Linked DNA regions of Homo sapiens: region 2 is linked to region 1. A link is a contact called in ENCODE Hi-C or POLR2A ChIA-PET data. All regions are on one chromosome and are shown on one strand. The core of a region is the stretch at or near the end of the contact, and the rest is flanking DNA. Distances in the headings are between cores, read along the strand shown.

Region 1 (4,905 bases), core at 170-2,669:
TCTGTCTTTGGCTTTCTCAGCCTCCTCTTTCTGGACACTTTTGTCCCTTTTTGGTACCCCATCCCCCAATATTTTTCCCACCTCTCATATAATAAAACCTGCCTTCAAAAGACAAATTGACACTCCTGATAGTGTTGTAAAGGGCCAGTAGAACTTAATGGTCCATTCTTCATAGGGTCCTTCTAAGGGTCATTTTAAAAGGAGAACAAAGAAGCAAAGTTTTCAAGTCACAAAAATAAATATTTAATTCTGGAATTTCTGGCCTAAGTTAGCAAATGCTGGGAGCATTTGGGAGGATGGCACAGGAAGGAATGGGCCTCCTGGGACTCCCCTGGTCACATGGGTGGCTATCTACATGCTAGTCCTGGGTGCCAGTAACACAAAGTCAGGGTTCAGGCTAAGAATTTCTAAAATTCTGACCACTGGGCCCTCAAAGGAAGCCAATCTGCTTACATCTGATTTCAGTTGCTTATGTTTTGCATTTTTCTTGTAGAAAAATAAAGAGTTATTTTGGTCACATTATGCCACTGAAATCACAGAATGTTTTCCAATGCTTTTAATGACCACCCTGAAAAGAACAAATTTATCACTGTCTCACAACTTCAGAGAGTTTTTCAGAAACTATAAACAAAATATTTCATAATAAACTCTCTCTCTCTCTCACACACACACACACACACACACACACACACACACCCCACAAAGGAAGGAGTAACTAAAAATGCTCCATTCATCAATGATCAATTTTGGTCTTACTATAGAATTCTTTTAGTGTGCATTTTCCTTGATTTACTGGTGAGTAAAAGCATGCCTTCCTTTAAGGATTTCCATGTATTTTCTGCTTTTAGGCTAGTGATGGTATAAAATGTTTATCTTGGTTGCCAACTCCTGTGGATTGTTAGTGGCTGACTAAAGCCCTACGTTGACAAAGTTGCTGAAGCCATGTCCAGGTACAATGAGAAAAAAAGTACTATAATTGATTCTCATGTTTGCCATGCATGCAGAGGGAAAAATAATCACATGCCATCAACTGTTTTTGCCACTTGTCATACACTGCCCCCTCTACTGGTCCCCCTTGAAGTAATCCCTCTTCCAAACTAGTTCATACTTTAACCTTAGAGTAGAGAATAAAACCAGGTCTAATCTAATTAATATTTCACATTTTCTTGATCATAATGATAGTTTTATGGATACTCAAATAATCCAGTTAGAGGCAGTAAGACTTTAGTGGGGGATGCCACACCAAAGACTCTCAAATTTTGTCTGCAGCATTTCAGCTTGGGAGGCTTTTATGGTTTCTAGTAACTATATTGCAACCAGGAGAGAAAGATCACCTGAAAATGAAACCAACCCAGAGGTAGTGGAAACAAAACTGATGAGAGGAACTCTCCAAGGCATGTCATTAAGCCCTATTGAAAACTAGGCTTAAGCTACATAGAAATGTAGTGGGGGTGGAGTGGCCAAGATGGCCAACTAGAAGCAGCTAGCATGTGTGGCTCTCACGGAGAGGAATAGAGGGGCGAGTAAAAACAATACCTTCAACTGAAACATGCAAGTACTCGCATTAGGATTAACCAAGGAAACAACCTGACACACAGAAAACAAAGAAAAGCAGGACACTGAACAACGGCCCACTGGGGAACAGCACAGAGCCAGGGGATCCTCCCCAGTCCTAGAAAGCAGTGAGTGAATGAGTGACCCTGGGATCGCTTCTCCAACAGATCTTTGCAACCCTTGGCTCAGGAGATCTCCCTGTGAACCCACACCACCAGGGCCTTCAGTCTTCAGTCTGACAGAGCCATCTGGATTCTCACCAGAACAGCCACTCAGGCATGTGTGGAGAACGTGGAGGTTTAGGTGCTTGGGCTTTCTGGCAAAAGTAGCTGCAGCTCTGGCAAAATCGGAGGTTAGATTCCTGTACCTACCCTTAGGAAAGAGGCTGAATCCAGGGGGCTGAGCAGGAACAGTCCACAGGCCCCACATCCTCACCACCTCACAAGCTAAGACCCACTGGCTTGAAATTCCAGCCGGCTACCAGCAGCAGCATTGCACCTCCCTAAGAAGGAGCTTCTTGGGGAGGAGTGGGCTGCCATCTTTGCTGTTTGAGTGCCTTAGTCGTTCCAGCCTTCAGGTTTTGGAAAGTCTGAGCCAATCCAGGGCAGAAGAGATCCCCTAGCACAGCACAGCTGCTCTACCAAAACATGGCCAGTCTGCTGCTTTAAGCAGGTGCCCGATCCTGTTCCTCCTCACGAGTGGGGCCTCCCAATCAGGACCTCCAGCCACTCCCACCTGAGCTCTCCAGCCAAAAGAACTGTGAATTCCCCCTGGGAGGGTGCTCCCAGAGGGAGGGGCAGGCTGTTATCTTTGCTGTTTGGGCAACTTAACTGTTCCAGCCTTTGGGCTTCAGAGTACCTGAGGTGACCAAGGGCTGAAGTGAACCCTCAGCACAATGCAGCTATTCTATCAAAACAAGGCCAGACTGCTTTTTTAAGTGGGTCCCAATCCTGTTCCTCCTCACAAGGTGAGACCTCTCAACCAGGGTCCCCAGCCACTTCCTACAAGTGTCTTTGGGCTGACAACAGGTTCGTACCTCCCTGGGATAAAGCTTCCAGGGGAAGGGACAGGCTACCATCTTTGCTGTTTCACAGGCTTCATTGGTGACACCTCTAGGTTTTGCGAAATCCAAGGTGACTAGGAACTGGAGCAGGCCTGAAGCATACCATAGCAGCCCTATGGAAAAGTGGCCAGACTGTTACATGGGTGACTGTTTCCATATCTCTTCACTATGCAGGTCCTCCAGGCCTGGGCCTCCAGCCACCTCCTGTCAGAGCTAATCAAGCCAGCACCAACTCAGCAACTCCCTGGACAGACCCTCCAGGAGCAACTGAAAGCCTCTCAGTAGAGAACTGCCCTTGCTACCCTCAGACTAATAAAGGAGGAAAGACCCTAAGTGCCTTATCCACACCTCCAACAAGCTGCAGTTAATCCAAGGAGAGGCCAGTCTGTCTCCCACGGGTCCCACACCATCCTCCCTCCATGGCTAGTCACCAGACAGGGAATCTCTGGCTTGGGCTCACAGCACAGACCCTCCATCTTGGGCTGACTGTACTGAGTGATTGCTAACCTGCATCTTCCTGGGGTGGAGCCCCCAGGAGTCAATAAAATGACCCTTGGCCACACCACCACTAAGATCTCTTCCTCTATGGCCTCTAAGCTGAGGAAGGAATATAAACACTGAGATTGCCCCAGAGCTGCAGTGAGCAGCCCAGAAGTGCCAAGTCACGAACTACAGCCAGAACTAAAGGGTGGAGAGGTATCCACACTTTCAGAGCACTAAGAGGTAAAACAGCTCCAACTGTGAGGAAACATAGGGAAACCACCCAACCAAGCAAGAGTCTACCAACTGACCAATAGGCCTAAGTGTCACCTTCTGGATCACACTCCAAAGCTTCAACACCAAAAATATCTCACTAACATAACCCCTTCTGAAACCAGAGACAAGAAGTCAGCTTCAAATAAAGACCCTCACAAAGCCTTGGCCTAGTGAAAACATCCAGAAAAGAAGTCTATTTGACTGTATTCATCTACACTACAGTTAAAGGAACACCCACATGCAGAGATGAGAAAGAATCAATGCAAGAACTCTAGTAACTCAAATGGCCAGAGCGTCCTACATCCTCCAAATAACAGCACCAGTTCTCCAACAAGAGCTCTTAACCAAGCAAGCTCGAACTTGCTGGAATGACAGAAATAGAATTCAGAATATGGATAGGAATGAAGATCATCAAGATTCAGGAGGATGGCAAAACCCAATCCAAGGAAAATAAGAATCACATTAAAGTGATACAGAAGTTGAAGGATAAAACAGCCAGTATAAGAAAAGAACCTAATGAGTCTGAAAGAGCTAAATAACACAATACAAGACATTCACAATTCAATCACAAGTATTAACAGCAGAATAAACCAAGCTAAGGGAAGAATCTCAGAACTTGAAGACTGGCTTTCTGAAACAAGACAGTCAAAAATAAGGAAAAAAAAAAAACTAAAAAGGAATGAACAAAACCTCCAAAAAAGTATGAGATTATATAAAGAGGCAAAATCCACAAATCAATGGCATCCCTGAAAGGGAGGAGGAGAAAGCAAACAACTTGGAAAACATATTTCAGGATATCATCCATGAAAATTTCCCCAACCTTGCTAAAGAGGCCAACAGTCAAATTCAGGAAATACAGAGAACTCCTGCAAGATTCTACACAAGAAGATCATTCCCAAGACACATAATTGTTAGATTTTCAAAGGTCAAAATGAAAGACTGTTAAAGGCAGCTAGAGAGAAAGGGCAGGTTACCTACAAAGGGATCCCCATCAGGCTAACAGTGGACCTCTCAGCTGAAACCCTACAAGCCAGAGAGATTGAGGGCCTATATTTAACATTCTTAAAGAAAAAAATCTTCAACCAAGAACTTCATATGCAGCCAAACTAAACTCCCTAAGTGATGGAGAAATAAGATCCTTTTCAGATAAGAAAATGTTGAAGGACTTCATTACCACCAGATCTGTCTTACAAGAGATCTTGAGAGAAGCACTAAATATAAAAAGGAAAGATCACTACCAGCTAATCCAAAAATACATGTAAACACACAGACCAGTGTCACTGTAAAGCAGCCACACAGTAAGCCAACATAATAACCAGCTAACAGCACAATGACAGGATCAAATCCACACATATTAATATGAACCTGGAAAGTAAACAAGCTAAATGCCCCACTTAACAGGCATAGAGTGAGAAACTGGATAAAAAAGAAACATCTATGGTATGTATGCTGTCTTCAAGAGACCCATCTCACATGTAATGACAAAATAAAGGGATGGAGAAAAATCTACCGAGCAAATGAAAAACAGAAAA
Region 2 (4,783 bases), core at 833-3,332, 87 kb after region 1:
TTTCCTGGGGTGTTACATTTTTCCTAATAAAATAAAACAGAGGTTAAGAAATATGATTCAGTGGCCATTTCTACAGCTGAAGTATATGAGACTGCAGCCCTAGGTGTCTTGCCCACGCTCATCTAGCAGACGGCAGAGCCTAGACTCAAACTCTGGTTTTCTGCTACACATCAAGTATTCCTTCTACAGTGCTCTTCCTTTCACTCAGCATTATCTACATAATTAGAAACACTTGAATTTCTTTCCCCATCTGCCTAGAAATTTTCCCCAATTATTACCTTTGCATATTATTTTGGTAGAAAATTATCTCTTATAAAACTCACATGTAGCTTTCAATTTTATGGCATTCTTTTCCTGCAAGTTCATATAATTAATACATGTTTGAAACCAGTAAATTCTTACAACAGGCCTATGTGTAGGGAAGCAGAAATGATGAGTCTTCTGTGATATAAATCAACATTCTAATAGTTAAAAAATAGGTGCACCCATTCATAAGTGTCACAAAGCACTCCACACTGAATAGGAAGGGATATCTGAGTGGCACTGATAACAGCCAAGCCTGAAGAGGAGGCACAACAGCCCATTACAAGCTATTGAAAAGTTCCATAAGAAAAAAAAAAAATGACATACAGCAGGAAATTCCTGACCAGTAGTGTAATTTCTTACATAAATGTGTTGGCAGATAAATGGATTTCTATGACTTTGCTTACGTCTGCTGCTTACTGCCCCTTTAGATATGTCACTTTGCAAATGTATTATAACTTCACTCTGACTCTATTTAATGGTATGATTCAATAAATTGTAGGTTCATCTTAATCTCCTCAAAATACTCTTGGCCTTTTGCCCAAAAGTGGGGGAAGGAATTAGTAACTAAAATAGCAAGAGAAGCTTGCTGTCAGTTAGTCTCCTGGAAAAGTACTATACTGAAGATTCAATATAGCAATACTGTAACTTACTAAGATGGTATATAAGGAATTAGACAGTGGAAAATTTAAGGTACAGATTAAGATTACAGCTACAGGACTATAAACATGGCACTAAAAAGTAAATGAGGCCAGGTGCCTCATTTAGCTGGGTGTGGTGGCATGTGCCTGTAGTGCCAGCTGCTTGGGAGGCTGAAGTGGGAGCATCACTTACGCTCAGGAGGTCAAGGCTGTTGTGAGCCGAGATCACACCACTGCACTCCAGCCTCAGCAACAGAGTAAGACCCTGTCTCAAAAAAAAAAAAAAAAAAAAAAAAGGGCCGGGCGCAGTGGCTCACGCCTGTAATCCCAGCACTTTGGGAGGCCAAGGCAGGCGGATTACCTGAGGTCAGGAGTTCAAGACCAGCCTGGCCAACATGGAAAACCCCATCTCTACCAAAAATACAAAAATTAGCTGGGCGTGGTGGTGGGCGCCTGTAATCCCAGCTACTCAGGAGACTGAGGCAGGAAAATCACTTGAACCTGGGACGTGGAGGTTGCAGTGAGCTGAGATTGTGCCATTGCCCTCCAGCCTGGGCAACAGAGCAAGGCCCCATCTAAAAAAAAAAAAAAAAAAAAGGACTAAATATGTACCGAACTCCATGTATATGAAAATACTGACCTAGATGTCTTCTTTATATAATTTCATGTTATTTTTATAACAATACTGTAAAATAAGCATTATGCCCTCCTTAGAGCTCAGAAAACCGAGTTTCTATGAGATTATATTACACAATTGATGCCCTCCCATTTCCTAGGTAGACCCAGATGTAGTAATACATGGATCTTCCACTTTCAGCCTGTGTAATCCTGAACAAGTCACTGAAAATCTGGGAGCCTCATTTTCCTCACCTGAAAAATGAGTAATGAGACCTACCTTACTACTTCCAAAAGTTATCACAAATACACTTAATAAACTACAAAACAAAACACAAGTGGTGGTTACTCTTATTAATACAAACAACTAGTTAATAAGAGAAAGTGATAGAGACTGATTTCTAAACTGTTTCCTGACACTTTGTTTTCAAATGCTTGATGATGCAATACTGAGCTGTGTTTTCCCAGCAAGGTCTTTGGGGTTGTCAATGAATCATTTCCTTCACATTCACATGAAAGATATGCCTGGGTAGATCAGGTTCCCACCCTGTTTTATCTTAACAACCCATACATTGCAGGTAAGCAAACAATTAGTATTGTTCAGAATTTCACTTACAGAAATCTAACATTCCCTCTCTGCAGATATTTTTCAGCACAAAGAACGGGGACTTTTGGGTCATTGACCTACTGACACTGCATTTACAATGACAAGTTCTATGTCTGCAACGTAAAAGGCAAGAAGACTAAATCTGTTTTCCATTTTTCTTGTGAACTAAACTGGGTTTTCAAAGAATACCTTATGTGGATCTACAACATAAAAGACAGCAAAATAAATATTTTATTAGAATATTTTATCAGTTCAACTTTGTAACATATATTATAAGATTAATCAATGGTAACAATAAGTTTTAAGGAACATAAATTTGAAATTGAAGATTATTCATGACAGTAATAACAAATCTAAAAATAACCTCAGTATCCAATTTATTTTATCTTGCTGTTTGGTTTTTACTAAACTAAGTCTGATTCATAAGCAATTGCATATGAGAACAGTTTTTTAATATTTTGCCACATTTATTCCATTTATTCATCAAACCATCCATTCATCCTTCTATTTTTCATTTGTTTACTGAACCATTTCAAAGTAAATTATAGATAATAGCATGCCTCCCTCGTAAACCTCTTGGCATGCATCTTTTAAAAATTAGGGAGTTTTCTTAACATAGCCACAATACCATTATCACTCCTAAAAATTTAGGGATTCCTATAATAATAATTCTAATATCTAGTCCTTATTCAGAATCCCAATTGTCCCTCAAACTTGTTCTCCCAACAGGATCCAATACGGAATTACACATTGTTTTCATGTTTACATCTCTCAAGTTTAGTTTATCTTAATATAGCTCCCCCTGTGCCCCATCACCTGCTCTTTTTCCCATCCCACTGACCTGAAGAGACCAGAGTAGTGCCCCACATTCTGGAATTTTTTTGAGGGTTATGCCCAATTCTTTCATTTATTTATTTGCTTTTAATTTTAAATTCAAGAGGTATATGTGCAGGTTTATTACATGGGTATAATACCTGATGCTAAAGTTTGAGCTTCTAATGATCCCATAAACCAAGTAGTGAACATAGTACCCTTGCTCCCTCTGTCTCTCCCTCCTTTTGGAATCCCCAGTGTCTATTTTTCCCATCTTTGTGTCCAAGTGTACCCAATGTTTAGCTCCCACTTAAAAGTAAGAACATGTGGTATTTGGTTTTGTTTCTGCATTAATTTACTTAGGATAATGGCCTCCAGATGCATCTACGTTACTGCAAAGGGCATGAATACATTCTTCTCTGTGGCTGCATTGTGAACCTGGTGGATATTCACCACATTTTTTTAGTCCAGTCTACCGCTGGTGGGCACCTAGGTTGATTCCATGTCTTTGCTATTGTGAATAGTGCCATGGTAAGCATAGCAGTGCAGGTGTCTTTTTGGTGGAACGATTTATTTTCCTTTGGGTATATACCCAGTAATGGGATTGCTGGGTTGAATGGTAGTTCTATTATTAGTTCTTTGAGAAATCTTCGAACTGCTTTCCACAGGCGGTGAATTCATTTGCATTCCCACCAGCAGTGTATAAGCATTCTCTTTTATCTTCATTCTTGCCAGTATCTGTTGTTTTCTGAAATTCTGATAATAGCCACTCTGATTGGTGTGAGATAGTATCTCATTATGGTTTACATTTGTGTGTGTGTCTCTTTTTTTTTTTTGAGACAGAGTCTCGCTCCATCTGTAACCCAGGCTGGAGTGCAATGGCACGATCTCAGCTCACTGCAATCTCCAACTCCCAGGTTCAAGCAATTCTCCTGCTTTAGCCTCCCGAGGAGCTTGGACTACAGGCATGCACCACCACACCACACTCGGTTAATTTTTGTACTTTTAGTAGAGATGGGGTTTTGCCATGTTGGCCAGGCTGGTCTCAAACTCCTGACCTCAGGTGATCTGCCTCGGCCTCCCAAAGTGCTGGGATTACAGGCGTGGGCCACTGCACCTGGCCTGTGTCTCTCTTATGATTAGTGGTGCTGAACATTTTTTTATTTGTTGGCCACTTGTATGTCTTTTGAGGAGTGTCAGTTCAAGTCCTCTGCCTACTTTTTAATGGGGCTATTTGTTTTTTCTTGTTGATTTGTTTAAATTACTTATAGATTGTGGATATTAGTCCTTTGTCAGACACATAGTTTGCAAACATTTACTCCCATTCTGTGTGTTGTCTGTTTATTCTGTTGATAGTTTCTTTTGCTGTGCAAAAGCTCTTTAGTTTAATCAGGACCTAATTGTCCATTTTTGTTTTTGTCATGTTAGCTTTCAAGGACTTAGTCATAAATTCTTTGCCTTAATCAATGTCTAGAAAAGTATTTTCTAGTTTTTCTTCTAGGATTTTTATAATTTGAGGTCTTACATTTAAGACTTCAATTCATCTTGGTTAATTTTTGTATATGGTGAGAGGTACGGGTCCAGTTTCATTCTTCCGTGTATAGCTAGCCATTTATTGAATAGAGTGTCCTTTCCACATTGTTATTGTTGACTTTGTCAAATATTAGTTAGTTGTAGGTGTGCAGCTTTATTTCTGGGTTCTCTATTCTATTCATTGGTCTATGTGTCCATTTTTGTACCAGTACCATGCTGTTTAGGTTACTGCATCCTTGTAGTATAGCTTGAAGTCAAGTAATGTGATTCC

The links. Hi-C counts contacts between places; a loop is a spot of excess contacts on that map. ChIA-PET counts read pairs that join two places held with the same protein, here RNA polymerase II (POLR2A). Pooled maps may share reads with other maps.
Region 2: a pooled map shows a loop between it and region 1 (3-fold over the local background). The contact joins two enhancer-like sites. A Hi-C loop is called at or near these places in 2 of 168 maps with a recorded cell type or tissue (endothelial cell of hepatic sinusoid and endothelial cell of umbilical vein) and 10 of 50 pooled maps. POLR2A ChIA-PET finds 5 or more read pairs at or near these places in 11 of 52 experiments (A549, AG04450, GM12878 and 8 more).

Annotation. Positions count from the first base shown.
Region 1 is chr12:46,513,910-46,518,814 of GRCh38, reverse strand. The region is part of intron 3 of SLC38A4-AS1 (SLC38A4 antisense RNA 1); the gene reads right to left. Among named protein-coding and RNA genes, the nearest start is that of SLC38A4-AS1, 130 kb to the right of the region's middle. RefSeq lists enhancers at 1,222-1,401, 1,572-1,661, 1,852-1,901. Within about 2 kb of position 1,419, at least 4 of the 41 ENCODE cell types and tissues checked have a DNase peak (open chromatin) inside an H3K27ac peak, as active enhancers do; they include GM12878, where a contact is called at or near this core.
Region 2 is chr12:46,427,855-46,432,637 of GRCh38, reverse strand. All of the region lies in intron 2 of SLC38A4-AS1 (SLC38A4 antisense RNA 1), which reads right to left. LOC124902923 (a long non-coding RNA gene) reads left to right here. Exons shown (of 2, transcript XR_007063284.1): 2 at 2,202-2,406. Among named protein-coding and RNA genes, the nearest start is that of SLC38A4-AS1, 47 kb to the right of the region's middle. RefSeq lists enhancers at 1,958-2,252, 1,791-2,292. Within about 2 kb of position 2,082, at least 11 of the 41 ENCODE cell types and tissues checked have a DNase peak (open chromatin) inside an H3K27ac peak, as active enhancers do; they include GM12878, where a contact is called at or near this core.